Linked DNA regions of Homo sapiens: all the other regions are linked to region 1. Evidence: chromatin loops called from intact Hi-C (ENCODE). Cell type or tissue: thyroid gland. All regions are shown on one strand. Region 1 has its middle 83 kb from the start of LINC02957. Region 2 overlaps LINC00484 (long intergenic non-protein coding RNA 484). Region 3 overlaps ROR2 (receptor tyrosine kinase like orphan receptor 2). Region 4 has its middle 46 kb from the start of MIR3910-2.

Region 1 (8,000 bases):
ATGGTCTCAGCTCTGGAGGCTGGAAGTCTGAGATCAAAGTGTTGGCAGGATTGATTCCTTCCGAGGCCTCTCTTCTTGACTTGCAAAGGCCTTTCTCCTGTGTCCTCCTGCAGTCCTACTCCTGTATGACCTTATCTTAGCAAATTACATCAGCAAAGTTCACATTCTGAGGTTCTGGGAGTTGGGACTGTAACATATGTTTTTGGCAGGGAGTTGGGGGCAGACATAATTCATCTCATATCACTGTGCGGATGGACCCTGTCCTTCTGTGCACTGCTTCATCTCAAGTGCCTGTGAATGGCATACCCCCAGTGGACCCAGATTAAGGCCTCACTCCTAGCTCAGAGAGGATTCTAGGTGACTGAGTGTGGTTGGTTCCCTCAGAGCTGGACCCTGGGGCTGTGCAGCAAGTTGGTGAAGATGCCTTCTGAAGACCTAGGGGGAGCAGGAATGAGGCTGGGGCCTTCCAGGGGACTGGCTTCATTGGTCTTGGCCTTGGGTGGCCCCTGCACATCAGGAGGAGGGGATGCACAGGCCCGCCCACCCTGAGTCATTCTGGGTAAAGTGGTGTTGAATCGTGTGCCCTGGAAAGATGTTGAAGTCCTAACCCCAGTATCTGTGGATGTGGCCTTATTTGGAAATAGGGTCTTTGCAGACCTATAACTTATCTTAGATCAAGTTAAAACAAGGCCATAAGGTGGTCTCTAATTTAGTAGGACTCTGTGTCCTTAGAAGATGGGGAAACCTGCATAGGCATACACACTGGGAGACATGAAGACACGATCTGCAGGCCAAGAAGAGAGGCCTCAGAAGAAACTCCCAACTTCCAAACTGTGAGACAATCAACTTCTGTAGCTTAAGCCGCCCAGTCCCCACCACCAGAAAGTGAATCCAGGTATTGACAGGAAGCCCCAGGTCGGCTGCCCCACCATGCTAGCCATGCCCCCACCTCCCCGGGCCCCTGAGGTAAGTGCACAGGGAGACTCCGGAAAGGGGGCGAAGGACTCCAGGGCTCACAGTTCACACCTCCCTGTACCTGACAATTATTGGAATCTTATTGAAAAGCAGATTCTGCCTCAGTGGGTCATAATGAGTCAGCCAGGTTGGAGGGGGTCCCTCGAGAAACTCCTACCAGCCTGTCCACTGAGGTGGAGCCTCAGGAAGTTCATGATGTTTGCAGCTGGGAGGAGCCTGGCCCTTCCTCTTCGTGTGCAGAACCTGAGATTTGAATGGCAGCAGGAAGCCCTCTAGCAGGGACTCTGGCCTCGCAAGAGTCCTCATTTCCCCCTTTTCTTCTTTTTTATCCAGTAAAACCCTGCTTTACTCACCCTCTCCAACTGCCTGCAAGCCTAAATTTTCATGGCCGTGGGACAGACAAGGACCCAGTCTTTAGCTGAACTAAGGAAAGGTCCTGCAACAGTGGAGGCTGGGGGGCTGCATTTCTCTCAGCTCTTGGGTGATGTAGATGGGGCCCTACCTGACTACAGGCACTGGGCACTCACCTGTGAAAGTCCATGAGGCTGGCTCCTGGTTCTGGGCTGTGGCCTGGCAGCTGTCTAAAGCCCCTGGGCAAGTCAAATGAGCAGCTGGTTTGAGACCCAGGGCCTTCAGGAGGGAGACACTTCCAGGGGTTCAGGTGGTAAGCACTCCAGTTCTGTGGGGCCTGCACCTCCTCCAGTCTGGGGCCATTTGTAAGAATAGACAAATGTGAATATACCACCACTCAGGAAGCTGCAGGAGAGAGGTTGCGGCTCAACGGCCTGTGGCCAAAATGCCTCACTTATTCTCAAATATATAGAGCCCCACCTCCAGCAGAAGCACCCCTGTCAACCCTGGCCTCTGGCAGGAGGTCCAGCCTATGACGTGATGCTGCAAGTTGGTTTAACATCTCACCAGAAGAAGTCTGACCAGAGCCTGAAGCTGAGGGGAGCCCAGCGTGGCACCACGTCTCCCGCTCCAGCGCCGTCCCTCTGGCCACCAGCCCAGGTCACAAGCACCAAATATATATTCATGTGATCATACATCCTAGGAAGAGGCAGAAGAGGGCCCCCAGCCTGAGTGCTTTTAGCTGTACAATAACCCTCCCATAGCCATGAGGCAGGGCCACTGGGAGGAGCACTCAGGACTGAGCCGAAAACGTTCCTGGGTTCTCCCAGAGCCTGAGGGGGGGTCTGCTCATTAGGGCCCTGAATTCTTCTGGTGAGATGTTAAACCACCTTGTAGCATTACGTCATAGGCTGGACCTCCTGCCAGAGGCCGGGGTTGATGGGGGTGCTTCTGCTGGAGATGGGGCTGTGCAGGTGTGTACAGCTGTGCACATCTTGGGCCACCTGGGGCAACTCTGCTGGATCACATTAGCTCCAGAGCCCCTGTGAGGGTATCCAAAGCTTCTGTTCACTTCTGCTGTGGCAGGCATGGACGCCAGGGGCTGTCCTGGATGAACCCCTGATCTCCACTGCCTCCCAGAGCCAGCTTCCCAGGACCAGCTGCCACAAGCTGCTTCCAGCTCTGTGGGGGGAGCTGGACGCTCACCCATTTTGTGCTGTGTGCTGTGCGTTGCAGTTGGGCGTTGACTGTTGCTGGGTTAGAGGGCACATATCCTCACTGAAAATGATAGCAGCTGCCTAACTGTCCCCAGGACACCGCCATCAGTCCACAAGAGCACCCAGCCCCATGCCCTCCTGCTCTCTCCACCACTTGGGGTCCGCTGAGGCCCAAGAGAGGAGAAGAAACAACTGTCTGCCACTACAGACACCCAAGCCTGCAGGGTCAGAGTCACACACAGGTAGGAGGGGAGGGCAGTGCAGCCCCTGGCTCTGTGTACAGCGGTGTGGAAGTGGGGGGTGTTGGGAGAGGACCCAGCCAGAACTCACTGTCCCGACACCTCAGTCCTGGTAGTAGCAGCTCAGCAGAGCCACCTTAGCAATGGAGCTCAGGAGGGCATGATCTCAGAGCCAGGGGCCTGGGCCACCCGCCCTGCCACTCTCTCCTGGGTGACCCCAGCTGCCTGGTCCCTGCCTGCAGGGCGTGGGGAGCATCACCCACGTGTGTAGCCAAGACTTGCTCATCTCTGGCCTGTCGAGATGACCAGGTCACTGCAAGGCAGGTGGGAGAATTCCAGGTGCAAACATTGTACTCGAAGTGTCCTATCCCTCTGCCATTGTTTACCTCTGCCTAGTGGTGTTGGGGCTGAGAAACACTGGCCTGTGAGGATGTCTGAATTCAGAGACTCTGATTCAGCCAATCTCAGCCATGGCTAATTAGCATCAATAAATGTGTCTTATTGTGGGTCTTTCCTGACGACTTTCAAACCAGCCAGTCTGGCAGGACACCATGCCACTTCCCTCCAGAGCAGACCAAGCCCCTGTTTTCTCCCCCAGCCCCAACTTCAAGCCTGCATGGGCCCCAGGGTGCCCATCGTCAGCCAGAGAATCAGGATCTTCCGAGTCACCTGACTTTCATCTCTTAGCAGCTGTATAACATCCTAGATGTCCCCTCATAACCACTCTCCTCGGTGGCTGGGACAGGTGCCCAGAAGTCACCTGGATGGGGGTGGGGGATCTCTCTTAGAAGCCAGATTCCTCCCCCTCCATGCTCGGGAACTGCCCCACCCCATGCAGACTCCATGGGCTTTTCAGGGACAGGACCCATGAAGCTGCCCACATGGAGGCATGGAGCTGTGCTGGGACCCGGGGAGGCCAGGAGGGCAATGCTGGGCTCTGAGACTGCCCTGCTGTCTGCTGAAAAACCTGGTGGTCCCTGTGAAAACAACACCCGACGCCCAACGTGAGACCGTTCCTGGGGAATGGGCAGGTGAAAGGCACAGGTGGGTGTTTCCCAAAGTCCCTGCTCAAAAAACAGTGACAGAATGAGGGTCATATCTGCCCAGGGCCATGTCCCAACCAGCTTCCGCTCCCTGGGGGTCAGACCTGTCTGTGTAGGTTTGTCCAGACAGACTGGTAGAAAGATCAGGCCAGGTCCAGCTGGCATGTTCTGGCTCTGTCCTCTAACCCTGCAAGGCCAGGGTACCCCAAGGTGGGCAGCTATAATCCCAGAGCTGCCCCCACCACACAAGCCCCATGGACGGAGCTGCATCGCTAAGTCCCACTCCACCCATGTTGCCTGGTGCCGTGGGGAGGAGCAAAGGAGATGCTGTCCCTGAAGTCTGACCAGAGCCTGAAGCTGAGGGAAGCCCGGCGTGGCACCACGTCTCCCGCTCCAGTGCCGTCCCTCTGGCCACCAGCCCAGGTCACAGGCATCCAGCAACAACTGCAGCATGGACTCTGGGTCTGTTGGATGTGGGCATGGCTGCTGGCTCACTGCTAAGTCAGGGAAGCACCACGTGGCCCACGCTGTGGGCCCCTCCAAAGCCACTGTGTTCCAGCCCAGTGCCCAGCCCCAAGTACCGTGTTATAATGAGCGGCGACTGACGTGACCCAAGGCAGCCTCCCATCCAGAGCTCCTGGGCCCAGGATGTGAATCTCAATCCCTGATGAGTGCTTATTCCTGAAGCCCCAAGGTAAGACAAGGGACCCTGAGCTCTGGGGTTTCACCGTGTAGACCCCCCAGGGCTGGGGTTTACATAAAGAATGGCCATCCTCAGGGTAGTTCCTCAAGTAAGCAGTAGTGGCAAATACTGCCCACTGCTGCTGCACTCTCTCTCACTTCGGGGGGTTAATTTCCTTGGTTTGGGAATTAAATTGGCTTGCCAATTTTAAAAGGCAAACATTACCAGAAGGACAGAGGGAAGGAAAAAGAAGGGAAAGGACAAGAAGTGGGGGTTGGCCATGGAGCCATGTCCCTGACATGGGGTGGGAAGGCCTGGCCAGAGTGCTGCTCTCCAGGGCAGGAAGGAGGCAGCTTGCAGGGTGCCTCTCCGCACGGGGACGGCCCACTTGGGGCAGACAACTGAGAGTTGGACTGCACAGCAGCTCAGGGCTACTTCTCAAGTGCCCACTAGATGGCAGCCAACACCTGGGCATGAGCTGGTCCCAGCCATCCACCTGGCAGGAAAGGGACAGGCTACCTACCTCCTAGGTTATGCCTATTTTTATGAAAGTGGAAGAGACACCAACTGCATGCACAATTGGAATCGCGTTTCAACAGGTACAGAAATAATGTATTAAGTGATTTATATTCAAAATAAGTGACTGGCAAATGACTGCTCTATTCAGAGAACCCATATCTAATCTTTGAGATCACAGTGTTGTCCAGCAGAGGGGATTGGAATGAGTTTCTCTAACTCCACTTGCTAAAGGTCAGCTTGGTGTGGACTTGTTCTGTTAGTTTGACATTGAAATGCAGTCATTTTGGAGTCTTTGGTCTCCGAAGGTGGGATGTAGCGTGCTTTAGCTAGAAGGGAGCCTTCGCCCAGGCCTGCTAGCCTCCAGCCTGGAGTCCTTGGGCTGTTGGGAACTGAAGGACTCGTCACACTTTTCCCGGAGGCATTCCGGATGACAGGAGTGCTCAGGTTCCCCACCTGGAGCTTGCTAGTCCAGGCTTTGATTAAGGGAGATGTGAAAACAAAGTAATGAATTTATGTACTGCTGAATCAATATGGTGTGGAGGGACCCTACCTTACAGAATGTAGGGTCCAAAGAGGTGACAAAAGAATCTCAGATCTAATCCAGCCTCTGCTTTCCAGGTGAGGACAGTTAATTTTCAAAAATCTGCAATGGACTGAGAGCAGGGATCCCGTCACCACCTGCTCTGAGCTCCACTGTAGTCCCGGCCTAGCCTTCTAGCACCTTCCCAGGGGGGGCGCCATCGGCAGTCTTGAGTAGATCCCACTTCAGGGCTGGCTCACAGCTTTTCTTGATTTCCAGACGTGAAGCAAAGCCAAAGGTGAGCCACTTTCTTGACACATCCAAAAGAAATTTTGAGGAATGTCAAAAGGAGTGACTGGCGGTCCTTCCTGGGTGGTAAGAAGCTATGTATTTCTTTTTTTTCTTTTTCTTTTTTTTTTTTTTTTGAGACTGGGTCTCACTCTGTTGCCCAGGCTAGAGTGCAGTAGTGCGATCTAAGCTCACTGCAACCTCCGCCTCCTGGGTTCAAGCAATTCTCCTGCTCAGTCTCCTGAATAGCTAGGATTACAGGTGCATGCCATCACATCCAACTAATTTTTTATATTTTTGGTAGAGACGGGGTTTCATCACATTGGCCAGGCTGGTCTTGAAATCCTGACCTCGTGATCCGCCCCCGCTCGGCCTCCCAAAGTGCTGGGATTACAGAGAAGCTATGTATTCCTACGCATGTATTCTCACTGCCTTTCAGCTAACTGACAAGGCGGCCTATGGACAGCACCAAACAGAGGTAAGGGACTTACCTGGGCACATTACTGTGAAGCCAAACATGTTGCTCAATATGTCAAATAACCAGCTCCCCATAGTTCTTCTGGGAAGTTCCCATCCATGCCCAGGGAGATGACTCTGGGACATAAACTATACACTCTGAATCAGCCTCCAATCGATGGTGTTGTTTGTCCCATAGCCACGACTCACTGGTCCGGGAATCAGGCAGTGGAAATGGGAGATACACCACTCACCATCACCCCTAGTGAGCCACTGGCAACATTTTTGCTTCCTGTTCCCACAACTTTATGCCCTGCTAGCCTAAATGTCTTAGCTCCAGAGGGAAGAATGCTTCCACCAGGAGATGCAACAATGATTCCATAATTTCTACAACTTCCACAACTTCCAACTGGAAATGAAGACTGTCATCCAGCCATTGTGGGCTCTTCGTGTCTCTGAGTCAACAGGCCAAGAAGAGAATGATATTGCTGGCTGGGGTGATTGATCTTGACTATCAAAGGGAAATTGGATTGCTGCTCCACAATGGAAGTAAGGAAGAGTATGTCTAGAACATAGGAAATTCCTTAGGGCGTCTCTTAGTATTACTATGCCTTGTGATTAAGCTCAATGGAAAATTCAGGAATGAAGGTTTGGGTCACTGCACCAGGTAAAAACTCATAACCACCTGAGGGGCTTGCTGAAGGCAAAGGGAATACAGAATGCGTCGGTGGAATAAAGTGGTTATAGATACTTACTGTGGCCATGTGACCAGTTACAGAAACCAGGACTGTAACTGTTATGAGTACTTTCTCCCTGTTTTGTTAAGAATACATTTGTGTGTATGCAAAGTAAGCAAATATCTTTTTTTCTTTCCTCTCTTATTCCCTTATCCTGTAACACACAATACATTGACTTTATATGAATACTTAAGTATTGTCAATCTTACATTATAGTATTTAAATTATGAGATATCAAGGAGAAGAGTAAACATCACCGAAGGCCCTTGCCTTCTCTTGTGGGGAAGGGATTAGTGAGTTTTGGGTTGTATGCAAGATAGGCAGATAGCATGACATTGGTATTGTCTTTATTTGAAGATTAGCATAGTTTAAGAAGATGCCTTTTGGTGTTAAGTTGACAAGAAGTGGACTTATGATGGTTAATTTTATGTGTCAACTTGCCTGGGCTAAGGAATGCCCAGATAGCTGGTAAAACGTTGTTTCTGTGTGTGTCTGTTAGGGCATTTTGTGAAGAGATGAGCATTTCCATCAGTAGACTAAGAAGATCCACTCTCACCAATGTGGGTAGGCACCATCCAATCTGCTGAGGGCCTGGATAGAGCCAAAGGGCAGAAGAAGGGCAAATCCGCTCTCTCTGCTTGAGCTGATATATCCATCTTCTGCCCTCGGACACTGGTGCTTCTGGTTCTAGAGCCTTTGGATTCTAACTGGGACTCACACCATCAGCTCGTCCGGTTATCAGGCCTTTGGACTAAGACTGAGTTACACCACCAGCCTTCCTGGGTCTCCAACCTGCAGATGGCAGATCATGGGACTTCTCCACCTCCATAAACATATGAGCCAATTCCTATAATGTCTCACATATCTATATATGTCCTATTGGTTCTGATTCTAGAGCAGAAGACACACAACCTTCTAGATCTGTAGGGCTCCTTATGAATCATGAGATCCCCAGAACAGCTGCAAAATTAAA
Region 2 (8,000 bases), 270 kb after region 1:
CAGCGCACCTGAGATCCTGATGAAATCCTGGGAGCCTGGAGCTGTCAAACATGGTTTTAAAAAATAAAGGGAATACACCCAGCCCACACCCTGACTTTACAACCTTTAATTAATTAGAGGAAAGAAAGAGAGATTTGTCTGGTTTCATGACTTCAACTTTCCACCTGGAATATGAAGCTCCTGCTCTTCCCACCTCCTTTTCTTCTCTCTCTCTCTCTCAGGTTTTTAAATTTCTATTTCCAGTTCTGCCACCAAAAATAGATTGCAAATATATTCTGCATAATTCCGAGGCTACACTATAAATGTTGGAGTGCTACTACTTGTATAATAGTCACAAATGAACGCACGAGTGGGCACAGACCGCCACTCTGCCTCCCTCCTGCTCCTGCACCAGCCAATAGTGTCTGAAGTCAGACCCATCCCATCTTCCTGTCCAGCTGTTTAGTCTCAAATTGTACATTTATTTCATTAATAGATCAGTCTAAGATGTTCATCTCATGTAACAAAGGGGCATCTTTTTTTCTTGGGAGCCTGGCTGGTTTGTTGGTGGAAAGGCAGGGCTCAGGGGCCGTCGATGTTTAACTTAAGCCTCCTGTACTTTCACATTCTGGGACCCAGCACCTTCTTGTCTATAGTTAGCTTTTTGAAAAGTGCTATTTGATTACAATTTAAGGCTGGGCGCCGTGGCTCACGCCTGTAATCCCAGCACTTTGGGAGGCCAAGGCAGGCGGATCACCTGAGGTAGGGAATTCGAGACCAACCTGACCAATATGGAGAAACCCCCATCTCTACTAAAAGTACAAAATTAACCGGGCATAGTGGTGCATGCCTGTGATTCCAGCTACTTGGGAGGCTGAGGCACAAGAATCGCTTGAACTCGGGAGGCGGAGATTGCGGTGAGCCGAGATCACACCATTGCACTCCAGCCTGGGCAACAAGAGCAAAACTCCGTCTCAGAAAAAAAAAAAAATTAAACACACTTTCATTCACTGAATCAACAACTCTTACCAGTCATGGTCAATAGCTGTATCATGACAATAACTTAACTTGGGGAGTTTAAAAAATACCCACACCTGGATCCTACCCCAGGACTGGTTGAAGTCACCTGGGTGGGGCTCTGGCCGGGCGATTTTCAGGTGATTGTAATATGCAATCAGGGTTGAGTCCTTCTGCACATGGAGTTCCTTGAGCAAACCTCCTGACCCTCGAAACTGCCTCTGACAGGCTGTTTCCTCCACCCCTGCACCATGAGTATTATCTAATGACTTAATGACTAAAGGGGCATAACAATGCAAACAGCTATGGTGTACAGGATATTTACTAATGCCAGACACATCCACACAACAACTCATTTAATCCCTATTCTGGTCTGTGAGGCCGAGACTCTCCTTCCTTTCCTCTTTGGCCAATAGAATGTGAACTTCTGGGCCTTTCAAGTCCAATTCTTCAGATGCTTTGAGCTCTATGTTCTCCCGATTAGAGCCTGACCACCATGCTGCAAGGAAGCCAAGCTAGATCCATGGACAAGCCAAGGCCATCTGGAGGAGGCCCTGGAGGATGGAGGCCAGCTTGGATGTCCCAGCCAGTTCAAGCTCCCAGCTGAATGCAGCCATAGGATCAGCCACAGCCCACACCAAGTAGGGTGGAAGAGTTGCCCAGCTAAGCCCTGTCCAAATTCCCATCCACAGAATTACGAGAAAGAAAAAGCTGTGGGCTGGGTGCGGTGGCTCATGCCCGTAATCCCAGCACTTTGGGAGGCCAAGATGGGTGAATCACCTGAGGTCAGGAGTTCGAGACCAGCCTGGCCAACATGGCAAAACCCCATCTCTACCAAAAATACAAAAATTAGCTGGGCATGGTGGTGTGCGCCTGTAGTCCCAGCTACTCGGGAGGCTGAGGCAGGAGAATCGCTTGAACCCAGGAGGTGGGGATGCAGCGAGCCCAGATCGCACCACTGCACCCCAGCCTGGGTAAGACTCCATCTCAAAAAAAAAAAAAAGAAAAGGTTGTATTGCTTGACACATGATATTTGGGGATGTTGTGTTACACAGCAGTAACTGAAATGCCATAAGGTTCCTCTGTTTCCCCTGTGCCTATAGGTGCTCTGCTGACCCCGGGCACCCAGAGAAACAGACACACATTTCCCTAACGGAGTGTTTCCAGGGGCTTCCACTCTGATAACAACAGCACACTCACATCACCAATGAGGTGCTCCTGGTGATACCCCAGAGAGCTCGGGATGAGGGCATGAAGATGGCAGTTGAGGGACAACTTCCAGAGGGGCCGGCTGCTTATCTTCAAGACTAAATTACAGAAAACAAATCCTACCTCTTAATAGGACATTGAAGCTCAAAAACAATTCTGTTCAACTCAAACTCAGTAGAAAGAGAAAAATCCAGAGATATTTAGATAATCCAGAATGTTAGAGATACCATTTCAAAAGTTCCTCAACAAAAAGCAAACCCCAAAAAACGATTCACAAAGCCACTTTAAAAACACAAACACTGGCCGAGTGTGGTGGCTCACACCTGTAATCCCAGCATTTTGGGAGGCCGAGGTGGGCGGATCACAAGGTCAGGAGTTCAAGACCAGTCTGGCCAACATAGTGAAACTCCATCTCTACTAAAAATACAAAAAATTAGCCAGGTGTGGTGGTGTGCACCTGTAATCCCAGCTACTTCAGAGGCTGAGGCAGGAGAATCGCGTGAACCCGGGAGGCAAAGGTTACAGTGAGCCAAGATTGCGCCACTCTAGCCCGGGCGACAGTGCAAGACTTTGTCTCAAAAAAAAAAAAAAAATCACCTGCTCTCTTCACTGCTACACAGAGCAGCCTTGGTTATATGCAAGCCCCTGTGCCTGACGAGTGGCTGGTTCCTCAGTCTCAGGAGTCCTCACACTTGCCAAAGCCCACAGCTCCCTAGCTCTTCTGCCAGACATCATAGATGCCCTAGAAGCCACTTTGCTTATTACCTGCATCATGCAAGTGCTGAAGGTTCAGGTCACAGATGCCGGCAAAAGCCTTCTACCAAGAACAAAGTGATGGCCCAGAGATGAGGCCCCTCAGGCCCCTCACAGAGCAAACACAGGTTTGGGCTTCTCCACAACTGAGAGAAATGGCCACATGCCCAGCAAGCCAGATAGAAAAAGCCTTCCTGCTTCTTTGCCTAAAGCCCTCATCTGGTCCAGCAACTTCATTTTATGTATGTATGTATGTATGTATGTATGTATGTATGTATGTACGTATTTATTGAGACAGAGTCTTACTCTGTCACCCAGGCTGGAGCGCAGTGGCGTGATCTCAGCTCACTGCAACCTCCACCTGCCAGGTTCATGCCATTCTTCTGCCTCAGCCTCCCAAGTAGCTGGGACTACAGGTGCATGCCACAATGCCCGGCTAATTTTTTGTATTTTAGTGGAGACGGGGTTTCACCGTGTACCCTAGGCTGGTCGCGAACTCCTGAGCTCAGGCAATCCACCAGCCTCGGCCTCCCAAAGTCCTGGGATTTCAGGCGTGAGCCACCGAAGGCCAACTTCATATTTATTAATAGTTGTTTAATGTTTGCAAAGCCCAGAGTATCTCCAAGAAAAGTCATTTCTTCCCTGTAGAGAGATGGCTTTCTATTATTAAGAGTTGGAAATGAGTTTAGGAGCAGTCTTGCAACCCTGCTCCCGGGGAAATCAAACATTTGGGAATAGTGTTCTGCTAATGAAGTGAGAAATGGGAGGACATGGCTTTGGCTGCAAAGATGACCCGGGCACACTGTCAATGTCCCAGCTCCCACAGAGGCACTCGGTAGAGCCAAACTCTGAGCTTCATTTCATGAAGCCCTTTAGATGACAAGCCCTTCGGCTGCCTCCAGTGATGTGTCCACGAGGGAGGCAGCAGTATCTGCTCCAGGTGAGCAGCCTGAAGACCAGGCACGGGCCCGGGGGAGAAGCCAGGTGGCCCTCAATGCTGGGTGTGCTGTTTTCTGCCTGCCCTGAGCCCAGACCCATTTTCTGTCCTGCCACCATAAGCTGATCACCTGGAGTCCCGTGCCCTCTGGCTCCAGCCAGGTCACTGAGGGGATCAGCAGAAGACTTGGGGTAGCAGGGGAGTTCTCAGAAGGAATAACAGCTTCCTACTTACTCATGGGCACTGGGAGCCACCCAGGTTCTCCATTGGGGACAAAGAATTTCTTCCCCAGGGTGGGGAGGTTGTTGGCCTCCACTGAGAGAGGCAACTGTCCCATGACTCAGCCCTTCCTGGGGGCCCTTTGCCTCCAGCGACTAGTTCATGTGGACCTAAAGCCCCTTGACCAAGCTCAGGAACCCTCTGCAGGGCCATCCAGCTTGGTGTTCCCTGTGGGGTCAGCTAAGGCCACTGTTGTGACTGCACCTCAGCTTCCTCTCCTGCTCCCCACCCTGCCAGGAGGATGTGAGGCAGTTCCCATGCACTGCAGCCATGAGTCATTCTATTACCACCTTTTTAAATTTTTAACAAAGAAATCAAAATCCAGAGAGGCAAGAGACTAAGTTATCAACTGGCAAATGGGAGAGGCAGGTTGAATTCCCACCTGCCCGACTGCACAGTCCATGTTATATGGTGCTTATTTGATTGTAAAGAGATTATGTGCTCTTCTTAGCTGTCAACTGGGGAATAGAGTTGTAGATATTTGAGGTAAAGTTCATTTCTAAAAGTTAGAGGAGTCAGAAAATAGTTGTAAAATCTTCCTTTCAATGGATTAGAAATGCATGTCGTCTCTCACTAGGTGAAATGGGAGGGATAAAAAGTGAACACAGCCTCTCGGGGGGGCTGGAGAGATGGAGTCCCTAGGAAGGTGCAGGAAGGGAGGAATGAAGCCCCCGGGGGAGGTGCAGGGCACTGAGCTTTCCAGATCTTCCAAACTCAGGTCGTCCTCCAGGAAAGATGGGCGCTGACGAAACCTTCCGCCCCAAACCTTACAAAGTACATATCCACAGAAGAGCAACAACAGAAAAATAAAATGCCAGCTGCACTCACAGTGAGAAAGAGGATCAGCCCCACACCATAAAGTTAGAGACAGCTGGTGAGAAGATCCCAGGGCTCCTCCCTGAAGGCCACGCACCTCAGGGAGGTGGACACACCCTGCCCACCAGGAACAGAGGCCACGTAGGGAGAGACTCCAACTCCCACTGAGAGTGGAAGGCCCCTTCTCCCCAGGGGCAGAACAACCGTCAGGACCCCCGCTTGACTGTCTTTGGTGGCAAGCATGGCTGGAGTTGGCCACCCTGAGCTCATTATGTTGAGCACAGAGAAATTTACCACAGGGGAAAGAAAGCAATGCCAGAACCCTGGGCAGCCCAGGAAGAAGGCCACACTAAGCGTCTTGTGTTAAGGGTCCCTTCTCCCACAGATGAGCCATTTCTGGGCTAAAATCCATATAGTTTTGTCCTTTCCCTCCCTAAGCTGTGAAGGAAGTGGGAGCAGTAGACAAAGCTGGGCATCCACCCAGGGCTGGGCAGGTCTGGGGCAGAGGCCTGCATCTCACGCTGAGACAGCATGACTGGACAACCTCAACCCAGTCTGGAATATGGTTGGGCTTAAGGAATCCCAGAAAGGGTCCTCAGCAGCATGACCATATTAGTTTTCTACTGCAACAGTCTTAGTGGCTTCAAATGAACAATTCTTCACAGAACTGTTGTGGGGAGAGGGCTCAATTATCCCTAGACTTCTTACCAGCAATATTTAATGCCAGGAGAAAAGATCCTCAGGATCATCAGAGAGGAAAAAATCGTGCCCAAGAATCTGACACCCAGGTAAGTCATTAATTACTCTAGTCAAAGGCAATAGACACGTATTTTCAAAATTGCCAGGATTCAAGAAATACAGAACATTTTAGGAAAACAAAAGTAAAATAAAATTGCCTAATTAATCAAGAACATAGAAATGGAAAAGCTATGATATGAAGTGAATGAGATTGGATTAATGTAAATTTAGAACACTGAGAATTATGGGAATTACGGTTACAGAAATGAAGGGGAATGTTAATGCTGAAATGAAAATTGATACAAAATGACAAGAGCTTTCTGGCTTTCCTAGCTCTTCTTGTCTAATTAAAATGAATACATGTATATTGTTGTGGTAAGCAGAACACTGGCCCCCAAATATATCCATGCTTGTATTAGTCTGTTTTGCTTGCTATAAAGAAATACCTGAGGCTGGGTAATTTATAAAGAAAACAGGGTTATTTGGCTCATAGTTCTGCAGGCTGTACCGGAAGCATGGCACCAGCATCTGCTCAACTTCTGGTGAGGCCTCAGGAAGCTTACAATCATGGTGGAAGGCAAAGGGGAGGCGGGTGTGTCATATGGCAAGAGAGAGAACAAGAGAGAGAGCAGGGATGTCCCAGACTCTTTCAAACAACTCCATCTCACCTGAACTAACAGAGCGAGAACTCACTTCTTACTGTGGGGAGGGCACCAAGTCCCTTGAGAGGAGTCTGCCCCCATGACCCAAACACCTCCCACGAGGCCCTACCTCCAACCTTGGGAATCACATTTCAACATGGATGTGGAGGGGACACACATCAGCACCATAGCAATGCCCTAATCCCTGGACCCTGTGAATGTTAGGTTGCGTGGCACGGGGGAGTCAAGGTGGCCGATGGAATTCTGGTTGCTAATCAGCTGACCCTGAAGTGGGGAGAGAATCCTGGATCACCCAGGTGTGTTCAGTGTAACCACAGGGTCCTCAGCTGTGGATGAGGAGGCAGGGGTGTCTGGTGTGGTGTGGGAAGAACTCGACCTCCTGCTGCTACTTTGAGCTGGAGGTGAGGACCACGAGACAGGGTGGCCGAAGGCAGCCAGAGAGATGAGGGGAGAATTCTCCTACAGCCTCTGCAAGGAACACAGCCCTGCCAACACCGTCACATTCATCAGTGAGAACCACTTACTTCTAAACTACAGAACTCTCAATGATACATGCATCTGTGTTGTTTGAAATCACTAAGTTTGTAGTAATTTGTTACAGCAGCAATAGAAAATGAATACAATTGTAGAAAAATTAGAATAGGTGCATGTACTATATTTATTACATGAAAATATGATTATATTGTGCTTACTGAACTGTAACCTGCTTTTTCAATATAACAGCACATAGTAAACTTTTTCCTATGATAATTATATGGACACCCCTACAACATGATTCTCAATTGCTGCATAGAGTGCATGAACTTTAATGCATTTATCCCATCTTTCCCATTGACGAAGGCTTCCCCTAACTCCAAGATTAACATTCTCTGTGTACATACTGGGTTATGGCAAATTCCTAGAATTTAAATTGTTTTGTCAAAACCTAGATACTTTCTTGTAATGTATGGCGCTTGACATATAGCAGAATTGACACATAACCCTTCCTGCATAGGACCAGGGGCTGCAGCCTGGGATCCTCCCTGACGCACCATCATTATCATCCCCATTCATTTCTTTGTACGGATCTCAGCATGATTGTATCTTCTGAGGCAGGTTCTTTTCCCACGCCTCTCTCCATTGCCAGGCACTTTCTCTCCAGAACCACATCACTGAGGCAGGTAGCAGTCCCCAGTCCCAGCACAGGTGGTAAGCTCTCTGGACCACAGCAAGCAGCCCAAGGATCAGCCTGCCCCGTCCATGCCAAGACAGTCATTATTTTAAGAGTTCAAAGACCATCAAAGCTTCATTGGCCTGTTCCATTTAATTTGTGAAGCATTATGTCCCTTTTTCCCCCTTTTTTCTTTTTTGAGACAAGGTCTCGCTGTGTCACCCAGACTGGAAGGCAATGGTGCCATCATATCTCACTGAAGTCTCAACCTCCTGGGTTCAAATGATCCTCCCGCCTCAACCTCCCAAGTAGCTAGGACTGCAGGCATGAGCCACCATGCCCAGTCACTGTGTATGTGCTTTTTATTCCTTTTAAAAATTTCATTTTCTCTAAAGATGATGCATTTAGGAACTGGACTTATTGATGGCATCTTTTAAAATTATTTTGAAATATTCAAAAA
Region 3 (8,000 bases), 810 kb after region 1:
TGAGCTGGGCTTGGGGACCATCTGAGGAGGCACCTGCTGCGGGGCCATCTGCATTGGGATCTGCACCGGGTAGAAGTTGGGCAGGTAGGCCCCATAGGCCGGCACCGGCTGGTAGCCGTTGACGGGGACGTAGAGCTGCGGCGGGGGCACCATGGGTCTGATCTGGCCCTTCATGGGGATGAACTGGGGCTGTGGGAAGGGCGGGGCCTTCTGCTTGGGCCCCACGTAGCGGGCGTTGCTCACATTGCTCACTGGGCTGGTGCTCAGGGAGCTGGTCTGCGTGGTGTTGCTGGCCCCCGAGGTCTGCGCCGAGCTGTTGTAGTTGGAAAGGTTGCCCCAGGCTCGGAGCCGGCTGTGGATGTCCTTGAAGCGGGGCCGCCGGCTGGGGAACTCGTTCCAGCACTCGATCATGAGGGCATACACCCAGGCGGGACAGTCATCGGGGCAAGGCAGCACCTGCCGGTTCCGGATCATCTCCACCACATCCTGGTTGGAGTACCCGCAGTAGGGCTGCAGGCCGTAGCTGAAGACCTCCCACAGGACCACACCGTAGGACCAGATGTCTGAGTCGATGGAGAACTTGCCGTACATGATGGCCTCTGGGGCCATCCAGCGGATAGGCAGCAGCGAGTTCCCCAGCAGCTTGTAGTAATCGGCGGCATACACCTCTCGGAAGAGGCCCAAGTCTGAGATCTTCACGTTCAGCTTGTCGTACACTAGCACATTGCGGGTGGCCAGGTCCTTGTGAACCACGTGGTGGCTGGATAGGTACTCCATCCCCGCCGCGATCTGTGCCACAAGGTGCACGAAGTCGGGGGGCTCCAGGGCGGACTTCACCGTGCGGTCATCATCGGTGCTGCCCACGTCCGAGTGCGGCGAGCGCATGACCAGGAATTCGTGGAGGTCGCCGTGCGAACAGTAGCTGAAGATCATGCTCAGGGGCTGGTCCTTGGTCACCACGCCCAGCAGGCAGACGACGTTGGGGTGTTGCAGCCGTGCTCGCAGCATAGCCTCATGCCGGAACTCCTCCCGCAGGGGCCCCTCCGCTTTGTCCTTCAGCGTTTTGATGGCCACAGCCTGGGTCTGCTCCCCCGGGGCAGGGCCGAACAGGTGACCTTTGTAGACTTTCCCAAACCGGTCCTCTCCCAGCTCCTCCATGAACCTCACCGCAGACAGGCTGATCTCTTTGAGTTTGGCCTGTCAAGAAGAAAAGCCCCACGTGAAACATCACTGTCACCGCAGCCCTGGAGGAAGCTGCAGAGCAGCCGGGAGGAGTGGAGTCCCTGTGCGGCCACGACTAGGGGGGCCTTGCAGAAGACCCGCTGGTTTTGCCCACCCAGCCTTGGCCTGCCCACCCACAGCTCTCTAGTTAACCTTAAATACGGCTCTGATGCCAAGGTTGCTTCCCATCTGCAATCTTCCACAGATCCCAACCAGGCTACAAATAAGGTCCCTCCAAAATCCAGCTGGGACACACTGACTTCCTTCCCACTTGTGCATGTGTGGACACACACACACACCCTACAGCCAGGCCCAGGCACCAGCTGCCCTGGGGCTGCCCCGGACATACCCTGCCAGGTTCCCTCCAACCCCCATGTGTGCCGACACATCACGTGAGATGTGATGTCTTTTTCTCATGGACCCCACAGAGGCTTTCCCACGACATTTTTGTCTTGGCAATTTTGTCACTTATAAGAGTCCAAGCCAGTTGTTCTACAGAGGTTCCCTCAATGGGCCTGTCCATGGGCCTCTTGACTAGGGTCTCTGTTAAACATGTTCCTGGAAAGAGTACCCCACAGGTGATAGGAGCCCTGAGAACCCTGCATCTCTCTCGGCCTCTATGACACCAGCTCCTCCCGTGTGGCCAGCCCTCATCCTCCCCAGAGGTTCCTGGGCCTCCGTGCAAGCCCCGGGGCTCTGTGCCCTCCTCGCTGGCCAGCCCCTGCCCATAGCAAACTCTCACCGACTCTGGGACTGAAGAGCCAAGTGCATCAGCTCCCTCCTGGCCACCTTGAAGAGCCCCTGCAAAGCTGGCTGAGAATGATGTTACCTACGGCTTGCAATGAGTGTAAATGCCCTTTTACAACACAACCTGGAGAGGCTGCAGCACATGTTCTCATCTGTTGTATTTCAGTGCCCCACCCCCATCTAAGGCTGCTCTGGGATGAGGGGTGGCCTTTTAGTGGTAGCCTGTCCACCTACTCCCATTTAAGAGCTATTCTCCTATCCTTCCCTGTAAACAAAACAAAGCAAAACCAACCCAACCCAAAAGTGTCAAGAAAAATTATGGGGAGCATTGGAGCCCTGTTGTTCTTGTGTGTCTTCTGGGCAGAGCTGAGGCACCTGGACAGTGAGGACACTCGCTGGGGCCCACAGGGGCAGCATGGTCCAGGCAGAAGGAGGCCCATGGACTCTGGGGCAGTGAATTCCCAACACGCCTGCCATTTATTTTCTAAAGCACACATGTCCTGATCTAGTTTACAGAAAAAAAAAATGGCAAAATGAAGCGGAGTTTAAAATAATTATGTGCTATGTATCAAGTAAATTAAGACATTTAATGTTGGGGGAAACAACCCCTGAGGATTAAACCTGGAAGAGCCACCCGGGTAGAAAATGTAAGGCATGGAGACCTGTTTGTGCTGGTTAATGAGGGGCATTTCCATGTCTTGGCTGGGCGAGGCCATCAGCTGTCGCCGCTGCGGTGTGGACGCAGATGCCTTCTGCTTATTCCGGCACATGCAAACCAAGAAGAAAAGGCAAGCGATGACCAGTGGAATTGCGATGCTGGGGACCAAGATGTACAGAATCCCCATCTTGCTGCTGTCTCGGGGACCTGTGAACAATAAGGCTTTCGTGATTTTTCAGAAAACATCCCTTTTCTACTCTAAGTTCTCTACCAACCCACTCTCCACCTCCAGCCAAAATCTTCACGTGCACGTGTGTCATCACCTAAGTTACACAATGGGGTAAAAGGGCACACCACACCTTAAAAAACATGATGCACCAAAAAATGCACACCCGGCTGCATCCTGGGGAAACAAAACCCAAAACTGCCCAACCTGGAAACAAGCGGGAATATGCAGTATAAAAAGTAAATGAATTCTAATGATCTTAATAACGACCACATCCGCTTTCTGTTCCTGATGTTTGAATACCATCGGAGATAGGTGCTCTGCCCAATTTCACTTTTATCAAGGTCTCCCCAGCTACTGACAAGTTCATGAAATTCACTGGAGACCCTTGTCCAAGGTGAGTGAAACTTGGTACTGGGATTAGACACGATCCTTTTCCTCATTCAACATTTTAATGTTTTCTTCACATTTTTATCTAATGATGACAGATTCTTTTAGGGTAATAATTAAACATGCACTAGATTTAAAAGAGCACCAGTAGTCCATGCTCTTGACCCAATACAATATGCAACAGGGGCACAAGAATTCTTGGAAAGCACTGGGTACCAAGATTCAAGGCCACCAGCTACCTTCCCTGCATTTTTTTTTTTTTTAAATCACAGGGAAAAGTAACTCTTTGTCTCCCTCTACAGGATTTACAGAAAGGTACAGGGGGCACACCAGGCAGGCTGAGGTGACCTCAGATTCTGAGCAGGACTCCAGGCAGGGCTGGCTCCTCCCAGGCTGCGTGGCCCCAAGCACCCCACACGTCAAAGCAATTGAATGTAAGACAAAGTGGTGCCGTTTCAGGACGCTGACCCTAAGCCTGGTGGAAGGTGAGTTCTCTAGAGAGCCACTTTCCCACATCCCCAGAAAACCACGGTGTTCTGTTTTCTCCTTAACCTTGCAAATAACTATATCAGACTTAGAGGGCCCCATGGCCAGGGGGCAAAGCGCTTCTCATCTGGAAGCAAACAAGTGATTTCTGGTCAGTGTGAGGCCTAAAAGAGCTAACTCGGTTCTAAAAGTGAACATGCTACTGCCACCTTAGGAAAAAAGCACCTTGTCCCAAAACCCAGCCTTGCCCCACCCCTGCTCCCCCAAATAAGAAGAAATCAAGTAAAACCACAAACAAAACTTTCTTCTGGCCCCACCTAGCAGCTTCCCCTCTGAAAGGGTTCTGAGGCAGGTGTTCCAGAAATCTTCGGGGCACTGGGGATGCCGATTCATTCTTTTTTACTAGGGTTTGGTTCATTTTTCATTATTAAGGTTAGCAGGAGAGTCCAGGCCACTCTCACGCCAAGACCAGAGGTGTGAGCTCACACTGACACCATCACCTGCTTTTATTATCTACTTAACATTACCAACATGACTCATGCTTACTGGGAAAAACTGTAGTATTACAGAAATGTGGCCTTTCAAAAGATAGTATTTCTAACAGTCCTCTTTCCCAAAGGCTATAAATGGTTAAGTTTCGTGTTCTCCTAACTTTATGTATATTTTAGGTTGAACCACATGGAACAACCGATATTCAACTATTCTGACATATAGACACAGTAGTTTTATATGGTTTTCTTAATTCGAATGTTGAATGAACTTTATTTTATTTATTTTTGAGACAGAGTGTTTGTTTATTTATTTATTTTTGAGATGGAGTCTCGCTCTATCTCCTAGGCTGGAGGGCAGTGGTGGGATCTCAGTTCACTGCAACCTCTGCCCCCTGGGTTCAAGTGATTCTCCTGCCTTAGCCTCCCGACTAGCTGGGATTACAGGCGCCCGCCACCATGCCTGGCTAATTTTTATATGTTTAGTAGAGACAGGGTTTTGCACTGTTGGCCAGCCTGGTCTTGAACTCCTGACCTCAGGTGATCCGCCTGCCTTGGCCTCCCAAAGTGCTGGGATTACAGGCGTGAGCCACCACACCCGGCCTAAATGAACTTGATTTTAAATAGAATCGTGTCATCCATATTTTCCTGCTCCTGTTTTTTTGGCAGAATAAAATCTCTTGGACAGCAGCTCATGTTGGAGCAGATAGATATGTGTGTTCTCCCACAGCTGCATGCCACTCCACAGCACAGGCGTCTCCAACTGCCCCATCCAGCCCTACTGATAAACAGTCTGTTTTATGTTTAGCTCTCACAAGTGATTCTGCAATAAATATCCTTCCATTTATGCCCTGTAAGTACAAACCTGCGATACAAGATTCTAAGAATTGACTGGTCCAAAATCATACATTTTTTTCATGCTTTGATTTATTTTTAATTACAAAAGTAATTCCTACTCACTGTAAAAAAAAAAAAAAAAGTCTTGTATTTGAACACTTTTGTAGGTCTGGGGAAATCACTGCTAAAAGTTTGATATCCATCTTTCCAAAACCTCGTAAAAGTCAGGAGCCTGTGTGTGCTCACACACAAACTCCCACTCATTTTCCTTTTGCCAGAAACAAAACAATAAGCAAAAAAGCACCTCTAACACAGTTCTGTCCTACAACCTGCTTTTGTTCCTTACAGGGCACAGGGCCATCCTTCATTGCAGGACAGCTTTAAGGTCTGGAGTGCTCCAGAGTGCCTAGACCGCAATTTGAATGACTGATAATTTCATTCTTAAAATTTGTTCTCCCATAATGAACACATTCTTGAAGATTTGTGTCTGATCTGCTGAGCCAGAGGCAATGCCAAATCTGGAGCTGCTGAATCACACATCAGGAAGGTCATTAGTGCCAGTGTTTATTTCCTGCACTTCGGAGTAGAGACACGCGGGCCTGCACCCCAGGAGGAGATCTCCAGGTGCATGGTGAGCCCAGCCTCGCTTCACCGGCTGCTCTCTCTTTATCCGCGGGTGCCCACTCATTCACCAATTGCTGCTTCCAGCTCCCAGCCCAGCCTTGGTTACCCTGCTGCCTGGACTGGTGAACCGGGCATGACTAAGACAGAGGTGAGAACTGTCGAAGCTGTCAACCATCAGCCACGTGAGCTTCCATATTCATGACATTACAGACACACTTGCAAGGAATGAGGACAAGCAATGAATTCTATTTTCGCCTCACTCCACCAAACCTAAGTGTAAAATCTGAGAAGCAGTGAAAAGCTCAAAAGCTGGTGGGTGGAAGGGAAATATTTTTACGAATATTAGGAACTACTGAGCAATAATGGTGTTTTTTGTTTTTTGTTTTTGAGAAAAGGTCTTGTTTTGTTGCCTAGACTGGAGCGTAGTGGCACCATGATGGCTCACTGCAGCCTTGAACTACTGGGCTCAAGCAATCCTCCCACCTCCACCACCCAAGTAGGTGTGCCACCACGCCTGGACAATTTTTGTATTTTTTGTAGAGACGGGTTTTTGCCATGTTGCTCAGACTGGTTTCAAGCTCCTGGGTTCAAGAGATCCACCCGTCTTGGCCTCCCAAAGTACTGGGATTACAGGTTGTGAGCCACCGCACTGGGAGATAATGTTAATGGAGAAACAAAATGTCAAAGTGAATATCCCAGGACCATCCATACATGGGAAAAGGGCTGATGGAAGGGGGTGGGCCAAAACGCAAACAAGTCACTACTGGGTGGTAACATTAGGGGTGATCTGACATTACTCTTCAGACTTTTCTATATTTTAAAATGTCTTGTAATGGTCAGATGTTACTTTCATAACAACCAATAACTTGCGTTATTTATTTATTTATTTTTGAGACAGGGTCTCACTCTGCTGTCCATGCTGGAGTGCAGTGTCACAATCTTGGCTCACTGCAACCTCCGCTTCCCAGGCTCAAGTGATTCTCCTGCCTCAGTCTCTTGAGTAGCTGGGATTACAGGCATGTGCCACCGCACCTGGCTAATTTTTGTATTTTTATGGGGTTTCACCATGTTGACCAGGCTGGTCTTGAACTCCTGACCTCAAGTGATCTGCCCACCTCGGCCTCCCAAAGTGCTGGGATTATAGGCATCAGCCACTACGCGTGGCCCAACAGCTTTATTTAAAATGGTCACTGTGGTAAGATCAGGGGTCTCTGGTCGCCACCGTACAGAGGCACACCCCAACCCAGGTCAGGACAGAACGCCCTCATCACAAGGTTCACTCAACAATCAACACATTAAAAAAAGAGAGAGAGAATACATACTACACGAGGGTACGTCACACAGTTCCATGCGTACGTTTTTATTCTGCGTAAAGCACCAGGGGCCCTCCATCTGGCCTCCGGGGTTCCGGCAGTAGGCGTGCCCCCCTCCAAGCTCAGGGAAGTCTGTGCTGGACAGGTGGTGGCTGTGGGGGTGCTGCAGGGCCCACGGCTGGCACTGGTGGCCTGACTTGGTGGTGCTTGCCGTTCCTCTGTAATCCATGCCTGAGCCGTTATAGCACTGATGGTCTGAACAAGGAAAACACGTTAGGAAAACCTCCGGGGTACAACAAAACCATTCTGCCTACACATGCCCAAACTAGAATTTCCAAAAGATCCAAGGATTTTACATAACTTACCAGAAAAGAGGCATTAAAAGTAATGGCTTAATGAAGTCCCAAGCCCACAAATTAAATGCAGGGCACATCAGGGATAGGCATGGGGAAGGAAACTTGTCTAAAGTTATTCCACAGCCCCAGAACCATCTCTTGGGACCCACGAGGCACCTGCACACCACCACCCCACCAGAATGGGGATGTCTCCCCAGCCTCAGGATCAACTTGCTCTAGGAAGAAAGCCAACTGTGCAAGCAAGAAGGGCCTGGCCCCTCCATCTCAGGACACCCTGCTCAGCCATGGGTGAGAACAGTGCAGGCCACGCCACCTCCATGGAGGAACCCTGGGGTTGGGGTGTGCATTTGGTGAACATTTCTGTAGTGTTTACCATGTGTGGGGCGCTGCTCTAAACCCTCCTGGCTGGGGCACCGTGGCTAACAAGGCGGGTGGATCACTTGAGGTCAGGAGTTCAAGACCAGCCTGGCCAACATGGTGAAACTCCGTCCCTGCTAAAAATACAAAAATTAGCCAGATGTGGTAACGCACGCCTGTAGTCCCAGCTACTCAGGAGGCTGAGGCAGGGGAATCGCTCGAACCTGAGAGGTGGAGGTTGCAGTGAGCCAAGATTATGCCACTGCACTCCAGCCTCAGTGACAGAGTGAGACTCTG
Region 4 (8,000 bases), 770 kb after region 1:
TTCTGCAGCAACATTTTGGAAAAAGCATTTTACTTAAGTAGAGTGTTATGGGATAAACTGCATCTCCCCACAACACCCCAAAATTCATATGTTGAAGTCCTAATCTCCAATACCCCAGACTGTGACTGTATGAGGAGGGAGGGTCCGCAGAGAGGTAATTAAGCTTCAATGAGGCCATTTGGGTGGGCCCTAATCCCATATGACTGATGTCCTTATAAGAAGAAATTAGGACACAAATTGGTAAAGAGGGACTGCAATATGAAGACACGGAGAAGACAGCCATCTAGAACCCAAGGAGAGAGACCCCAGAAGAAACCAACCCTGCCAATAGCTTGATCTCAGACTTCCAGCCCCCAGGACTGTGAGAAACTAGATTTCTGCTGTTTAAGGTACTCGGCCTGTGGGCCTCTGTTACTGTGGCCCTGACATGATACTGCATGTGGTTATACCACCTAGTGATGCAGCGGCTGCAACTGTTTTAATGGATTTAAGTTACAAACAAAGACAAGACAAAGCAAAAATATAAAGCAAGTCATTTGGGTAACCTAAGATAAGACAGACCTGAGACATGACAGTGGCATTTTCCTGGATGTTTTCACAGAGAATATATTCTCCATACCCCACCTGATTCATCCTGACACAGGTGTGGCCGTGTCATTCTTGTGCTTCAACCCCTTTGATGACTCTTCCCTTGGCTGAGGGTAAATTATGTCCACCTCCTGGCTCTGGTTCTCATCAAGGCCTTCTCAGTCTCCCTGCCTCTTTCCCCAGGCTACCCTTTCTGGGTACTGCATTCCAGACATACTCATTTTCTTTCAGGTCTTCCAATGCCTTTCCTGCTTGCACCGAGGAGGAACCTTTGCCTGGGACAGCCCCAGTCCTGCAGCAGGCACTTCCCACTTTCTGTCTAGATAACTTCTGCTCCTTTTCAGGAAACGTGGTTCTAACTCCAGACTACTGGTCTACCTCCTGTGCTTCCCTAGACCCCAAAAAGTTTCTTGGTCCAGGTGTTGCCCAGCACCTGTGTGCAGATTCCCAGGATTCTCCACGCACCTGAATAGAATGTAGGGCTGAGAGAAGAAAGGGAGGGACTCCGTCAACACCACTGCAATATTTGTGCAATAAGGATGTTGTTCCTCAAAAAACCTCTGTCTAGGGAAGGCACTCTGTGTCACTAAATTTCCCCCTCTCTGTGCTCGTTTGATTGACTGTCCTCCTGTGAGGCTGGAAGCTCCAGAAGATACCGTCCCTGCATTTGATTGCTGTATCCTCAGCATCTCGCACAGTTGCCTGACTCATTATTAATTTCACACCTACAAAATATTTGACAAACAGCAAAACAATAGCCTATAAGTCTCTGTTTGCTTCCAGAAAAGCAAAGGAATAAAAGGTTTTAAACACTCTACTCTCTTTTTACTGTCCCACTCTTGAATTTTAATAAGTAAGTAATTTCTTCTCATACCCTAATAAGCATGCAGGAAGGATCTCTTGAGGCATAGGAGTAGAATGAAATGAGGTCGATTGATCCTTCGGGCTACCTTATGAAACTCATCTCCAATTTTAATCCACCCACACAGACTGAGCACTTTCTTTTCTTTTCTTCTTTTTTTTTTTTTTTTTTTTTTTTTTTTGTAGACGGAGTCTCGCTCTGTCGCCAGGCTAGAGTGCAGTGGCACAATCTTGACTCACTGCAACCTCCACCTCCCAGGTTCAAGCAATTCTCCTGCTTCAGCCTCCCAAGTAGCTCGGACTACAGGCACACACCACCACACCCAGCTAATTTTTTTGTATTTTTAGTAAGACAGGGTTTCATCATGTTAGCCAGGATGGTCTCGATCTCTTGACCTTGTGATCTGCCCGCCTCAGCCTCCCAAAGTGCTGGGATTACAGGCATGTGCCACCGTGCCCGGCCAGACTGAGCACTTTCTAAGTCTGAACTGAATCCTGGTAACACAGTCCTTACCTTCAGCATGCTGGATAAATGCGTGCTGGTTTCTGCGTCGTCGTGTGTTAACATCTGGATAGGCTCTGGGAGAAGGGAATGGTAAGCCACCGGTTCTAGAGAAGTGGTTGGAAGTCTGTTAGAGGCAGAATCTTCCAGATTCAAAGCTTCCTGGGTGAGTCATTCAGCAAAAAATGTTTTAAAGTTACCTCAACCATATCAGTTAGACTATTTAAGTGAGTCGATTATAAATAATCTGTGGTCTCATATAAAAGTGATTAAAAATCTTATCAGCCCCAGATACTAAAGGACGATTTCATGCTCCCAGGCCTTTAATTTCATACCTAACATGCCAATCGTAGAGTTCTGCCTCAATATGTATTTTTTCATCATGCAAATGAAAGTTTGTGATTTTACTACAACAAAAATTAGTGTAATTCTTTTCATAGTGTTTGTCTCATTCAATATATTGTATTATGACCCCCGTTAGCTTCCAGTAAGCATATGGATTTAATGAAAAGGGGACTCCAGCTCTTGGTAAATTTCTAAATTTACTAGAACTGACTAGTTTTGGTTATTTGATGCCAAAAGAGGGCGTGTCAGACATTAGCCTTCCTGGCAGCCAAACGGCAGTGAACTGGAAGCACTGGGAAAGGCAGGCCGGCGCCCTCAGCCTTGCAGGAAATGTCTGTCTTTGGTGCCCCACCAGCCCCCTTGCCATGGAGCCCTACAGAAACCAGACTTAAAATCTGTTCACGCTGGCCTCGACGTAAAATACAACACCTCACATTTCACACCTTGTTGGCCTATCATGTTTAGTTGGATCCCGTTTCGACTAATATTTTTCCACAGTTGGCTCTTTAAGATGGCATAGAAATTATTTACAACATCAAAGACCTCTGTGACACCATTTCCCCCACCTTCCCCCCGACACCCACTCAACATATCACGTGGCCCCCTCCAAGGCACCAGCACTCACTGGGAGGCTGCGGATGGGCCGCCCCCACTGCTTGCCGCCCCACCCCACCCCAGCAGGAGGGGACCTGGCCGGGGCTGGGGACTGGGGACGTCTGTGCCACGGCCACAGCACGCAGTTCCTTGGGTCACACCCTGCAAAACGAGATGCCAGCATGTCGCCATGGCTTTGCTGGTCCTTCTTGTTGACGATAAAAAGGAACAAGCACTAACTGCTGAAGAAACGCAGGGGATCTCTGCTCTCTTCGCTCCTTTAGTGCCCGAGGTGGAGATGGGCTAGCCTCGGACTCTGGCGGGAGCAGCCTCACGCCATTCCCTTTCTTTAGAATAGTTTTATTCCAGTTCAATTCTTTAGAATAGTTTTTCTAGGCCATTTCCTCTTTTCGAAGGGTCTAATAACCGTGCCTCCTTCATAAGGATATTGTGAGATTACCGAGATGACATGAGTCCTTTAGAGGCTCAGAGGAGGCTTCCGCACACGCGCTCCTTCCCCGGCGCCCGGCTCTCCAGGCACGAGCAGGATCCCTAGAAGCCCCCCAGCTTTTCCCACTTCCCTCCCGGGGGCTGGCACAGAGGCCCCGAATCGCGGTTAGAAATTAAGCATGCGCAAGCACTTCTCTTCACACGAAATAATTCACAGATGAAGAAGCGCCCATAATGGGGCCACCCATCTGTATTAATTGTGAGAAAATACGCTCTCCCACCAGCCAAGGGCGCCGGGAGTCAACACAGGCGCTGCCAAGGCGCAGAGGAGCGGGCGCTGCCAGGACTCGAGCGCCATCTACAGCCCGCGGAGGCGCCGCACGGACCCCACAGGCAGGAAACAGCCTCGGGCAGCCGGGCTGCCAAACTGCACTCCCTCGAGAGAGATCAGTGTAGACGGAGAATTTCAGTCCTTTTGCTAAATTTATATATAATTTTATTTACCAAAATAAAATTTTATTTATAAATGTATAGTACAAATATATGTATTTATACAGAAATATATGCTGTATATATTGCGTGCATGTATATGTGTGTATATATATATTTATGTGTGTGTGTGTTCTTAAATATACTTAAATAGACAAGTGTTTTAAATAGAATCGGTCCGATCTCCAGTGCTGCCACTGAATCTCCGTTTGATCTCTGATGATCGCTAAACTCTGGGAACCCGAGGTCTCCACTTGTCCGCGGAGACTGGTCCCACTTATCCAGCACGGCTGTTGTAGTGATTGAGAGAGATAATGTACATAAAACGCTTACCCCAGAGTCTGAGACAGAGAATTATAACACTATTAAGAATGTGATGACAACCATTTGTTCATGTACCTAGTTATTTAACCAATATCTCTTGAACCTGCTGTGTACCCAGCCCTCGCTGGTTATTGGGGGATACAGCAGTGACCTGGAAAGACAAGGACCCTTCCCTGCTGGAGCTGCAAGCTCAAGTCATCTGACTTTGAGAACAAATAAAACAGGCAGGGGAAAGTAGGAACTAGCGCATGTTTTAGAACCGCGGGTGAGCATTCAACTACAAGTTAATGTAATAGGCCCTGGGAAAGAGTTAATATAAACATTATCTATTTCTTATCTGGATAAAACAAACCCGGTGGAATTGGTTGGAACATTCCAACCATCGTATGCATTAGCCAGGAAAATGACTTTCAGAAATCATCTGTAAGTCAATGTATTAGTTTTCTATTGCTACATAACAATTACTTCAAACATTATTGCTGCTTCAAACAACACGCATGTATCATCTCTCAGGTTCTGGGGGTCGGAGTACAGGCATTGCTCAACCAGGCCTCTGCTCTGGGTCTCTCAGGCTGAAATCATGATGTCCCCAGGGCTTGGTTGTGAAAGCTCCCTGGGGTGGTGTGTTAGACAAAGTTTGTGTCATTGCGTGTCTGGGACTGACTCATGGCAACTTGCTTTTTCAAAGCCAGCCAGGGAGAGAGGGACCAGAGTGAGTGAGCTGGCAACAGAGTCTAATCTAACATACCCTCACCACCGGAGTGACAGCCCATCACCTTTGCCGTATTGTGTCTGCCTAAGCAAGCCACAGGTCTCACGCACAGTCAAGGCAGGGGTCACACAAAGGTGTGAACATCCGGATGTGGGGACCCTGGAGGAGGTCACCTAAGGTTCTGCCCACCACAGACACTGTCACAACTAATTCCCAAAACATATAAAATAGAAAAAGGAAAAAATATAGTGATTATTTCTCAAGTACATCTTATTTCACAAAATAGAGCTAATCCAAGATGTGCCCTGCACCTCACCACAATGATTCCCCCATGTAAATTCTGAAGACTGGGTTCATTACCCAACAATTCAGAATTTTTGCAATGCTAAATTTCATGATGGGTTGCCTGGTCAAGAAAAGCTAGGGCGTTCCAAAAGAAAAATAAACAACAGAATGCATGATGAACTCTCTTAGGACTTGCAGAACCATGTCTCACATATGAAGAGTAATCTCATTTTGTAGATAAATGGAAACTACCTATCAATCAAATATTTACTGACTGGTTTCCTAGGAGGGTGACCCTCAAGTATCCCAGTTCCTCCCCATTATCAGAAGTGAGAGAAAACAGCACTGGTCATGTGGCCTTACAAGCAATTCAGAGGCACAACAAAAAGATGGCATTCTTCTGCATACAGCTCTACTGCCCAGATGATAAGGTTAGTAGATTAGGACTCATTTATTGCGATATAAGAATGTAATTTCTCAACCTGACTTAATGTATCTGCAAACATGACAGCATAAAGAATAAAATATTAAAAATAGAATATATTTGTTTTAAAGAAGCATTTGTGGGTTTTTTTGTGGTTTTTGGTGGTTTTTTGTTTGTTTGTTTGTTTGTTTGTTTTGAGACAGGGTCTCACTCTGCCACCTGGGCTGGAATGCAGTGGCGTGATCTCAGCTCACTGCAACCTCCGCCTCCCAGGTTCAAGTGATTCTCCTGCCTCAACCTCCTGAGTAGCTGGGATTACAGGCGTGTGTCACCACGCCAGGCTAATTTTTGTATGTTTAGTAGACACAGGGTTTCACCATGTTGGCCAGGCTGGTCTCCAACCCCTGGCTTCAAGTGATCCACCTGTCTTGGCCTCCCAAAGTGGTGGGACTACAGGCATGAGCCACCGCGCCCAGCCAAGAAGCATTTGTTTTTAAAATGTGTTTAGAAGAATCAACGAGTGGAGAAAACAGTCTGCAAATAGACTTCTTCCTGTGTTATGCATACTGTGACGGTGTGTCACGGAAGTGCGTTACACTCATAGAGAAACATCAACTTTTAATAAATGGTGCTGGACAATTGCCTATCCTGCAGAAAAATAGGTACGTTTTATTTTCCTACCTCATATCACACACTAAAATAATATATTCTAGATTAAATACCTAAATGTGAAAAGCAAACTTTAAATTTTTTGTAAGAAAATATTGTCTGGTATTTATGAGACATCTGGATGTGGAAAGAATTGTTGAATAAGACACAAGTCATCATGTAAAATCTGGTTAACTCCATTATGTTAAATGTAAAAGATTTCGTGGGCGAGGTATGGTGGCTCATGCCTGTAATCCCAGCACTTTGGGAGGCTGAGGTGGGCAGATCACGAGGTCAGGAGATGGAGACCATCCTGGCTAACATGGTGAAACCCCTTCTCTACTAAAAATACAAAAAATTAGCCAGGTGTGGTGGTACGTGCCTGTAGTCCCAGCTACTCAGGAGGCTGAGGCAGGAGAATCGCTTGAACCTGGGAGGCGGAGGTTGCAGTGAGCCGAGATCGCACCACTGCACTCCAGCCTGAGTGACAGAGAAAAGAAAAAAAGATTTTGTGAGACAGATATTATAAAGAAAGATAAAATTTGAGCAATATACTAGAAAAGATATTTTCAATTCATCTAGCCAGCTAATGATTAGTATCCAGAAGATGTAAAGAGTTCATGTGGGACAATAAGAAAATGACAAACTACTCAGCAGAAATGGCCAGAAAACATGAAGACTCAATTGATGGGAAAACACCCAAATGACCAGAAACTGTGAAAAGGTGTTTGACCTCTCCAGTAATCAGGAAAAAAAAAATGAACACCAAATTAAAAATGTCCATTTAAAAATCTAAATGAGGTGCCATTTCATACATATCCAGTCAGCAAAAGTAGCAGAACAAAAGGACAATACCAGTCACAACAGTTAATATTAGCCGTCAGCTTGACTGGATTAAGAATATCTAGAAGCCTAGTGGCACATTGTTTTTGGGTGTGTCTGTGTGTCTGTGAGGGTGTTTCCAGAGGAGGTTAGAGTGTGTCTCTGTGTGGACTAGGTGGGCAAACTCTGCCTTCAGTGTGGAAGGTACACCGTGCAATCTGCCGGGGCCTCAGAAAGAAGAAAAACAGAGAAAGGGGTCATGTGTCCACCTAGCTGCTGGCATCGGGACACACTCCTCCTCTCCTGTCCTTGGACAACAACTCCAGGATCCCCAGCCTTTGGACTCCAGGACTTAACAGTAATGGCCCCCTGGGTTCCGAGGCTTTTGGCCTCGGATTGAGAGTTACACCCCCGGCTTCCCTCATTCTTAGGCCTCGGGACTTGGGCTGAGCCACGCTACCAGGATCCCAGGGTCTTGACCTTGCAGACAGCCTGTGGTGGGACTTCTTAGCCTCCATAATCACGTGAGCCAATTTCCTGAATAAACCCCCCTCTCATCTGTCTATCTATCTATCTATCTATCTATCTATCTATCTATCTATCTATCTATCTATATTCCGTTGGTTCTGTCTCTCTGGAGAGCCTTGACTAATACACCAGTGTTACAGAATTTATTTCACTTGATGCTGAAATAGTACAGTAAAGAACTTCTGGGGCCAAGTGCGGTGGCTCACGCCTGTAATCCCAGCACTTTGGGAGGCCAAGGCAGGTGGATCACAAGGTCAGAAGGTCGAGACCAGCCTGGCCAATATAGTGAAACCCCATCTCTACTAAAAATACAAAAATTAGCCAGGTGTGGTGGCAGGCACCTGTAGTCCCAGCTACTCAGGAGGCTGAGGCAGGAGAATCACTTGAACCTGGGAGGCGGAGGTTGCAGTGAGCAGAGATCACACCAC

Evidence for each region. Hi-C counts contacts between places; a loop is a spot of excess contacts. Peaks named below come from ENCODE experiments on the same cell type or tissue, not always from the same donor. Only the 100,000 strongest peaks of a DNase experiment are listed, where the experiment ranks them.
Region 2: it touches region 1 in a loop (3-fold over the local background); 16 of 110 quality-filtered maps call a loop at or near these places.
Region 3: a loop joins it to region 1, with 6 times the contacts of the local background. A loop is called at or near these places in 71 of 110 quality-filtered maps.
Region 4: a loop joins it to region 1, with 3 times the contacts of the local background. A loop is called at or near these places in 85 of 110 quality-filtered maps.

Annotation. Positions count from the first base shown.
Region 1 is chr9:90,910,123-90,918,122 of GRCh38, forward strand. No RefSeq gene overlaps it. Among named protein-coding and RNA genes, the nearest start is that of LINC02957, 83 kb to the right of the region's middle. RefSeq lists a silencer at 4,888-5,037. In thyroid gland, CTCF peaks have their summits at 4,969 (motif pointing right) and 5,778; DNase peaks (open chromatin) are centred at 4,299, 4,939 and 5,779; H3K27ac peaks cover 2,532 bases.
Region 2 is chr9:91,182,632-91,190,631 of GRCh38, forward strand. LINC00484 (long intergenic non-protein coding RNA 484) reads left to right here. Exons shown (of 3, transcript NR_135306.1): 3 at 1-131. Among named protein-coding and RNA genes, the nearest start is that of LINC02937, 23 kb to the left of the region's middle. RefSeq lists an enhancer at 5,734-5,903. In thyroid gland, no CTCF peak of the experiment used is centred here; no DNase peak of the experiment used is centred here.
Region 3 is chr9:91,723,911-91,731,910 of GRCh38, forward strand. It overlaps ROR2 (receptor tyrosine kinase like orphan receptor 2), which reads right to left. Exons shown (of 9, transcript NM_004560.4): 7 at 7,000-7,245; 8 at 2,631-2,833; 9 at 1-1,197. Among named protein-coding and RNA genes, the nearest start is that of MIR3910-2, 92 kb to the left of the region's middle. In thyroid gland, CTCF peaks have their summits at 3,557 and 3,762; no DNase peak of the experiment used is centred here.
Region 4 is chr9:91,678,210-91,686,209 of GRCh38, forward strand. No RefSeq gene overlaps it. Among named protein-coding and RNA genes, the nearest start is that of MIR3910-2, 46 kb to the left of the region's middle. In thyroid gland, a CTCF peak has its summit at 3,701 (motif pointing left); a DNase peak (open chromatin) is centred at 3,692.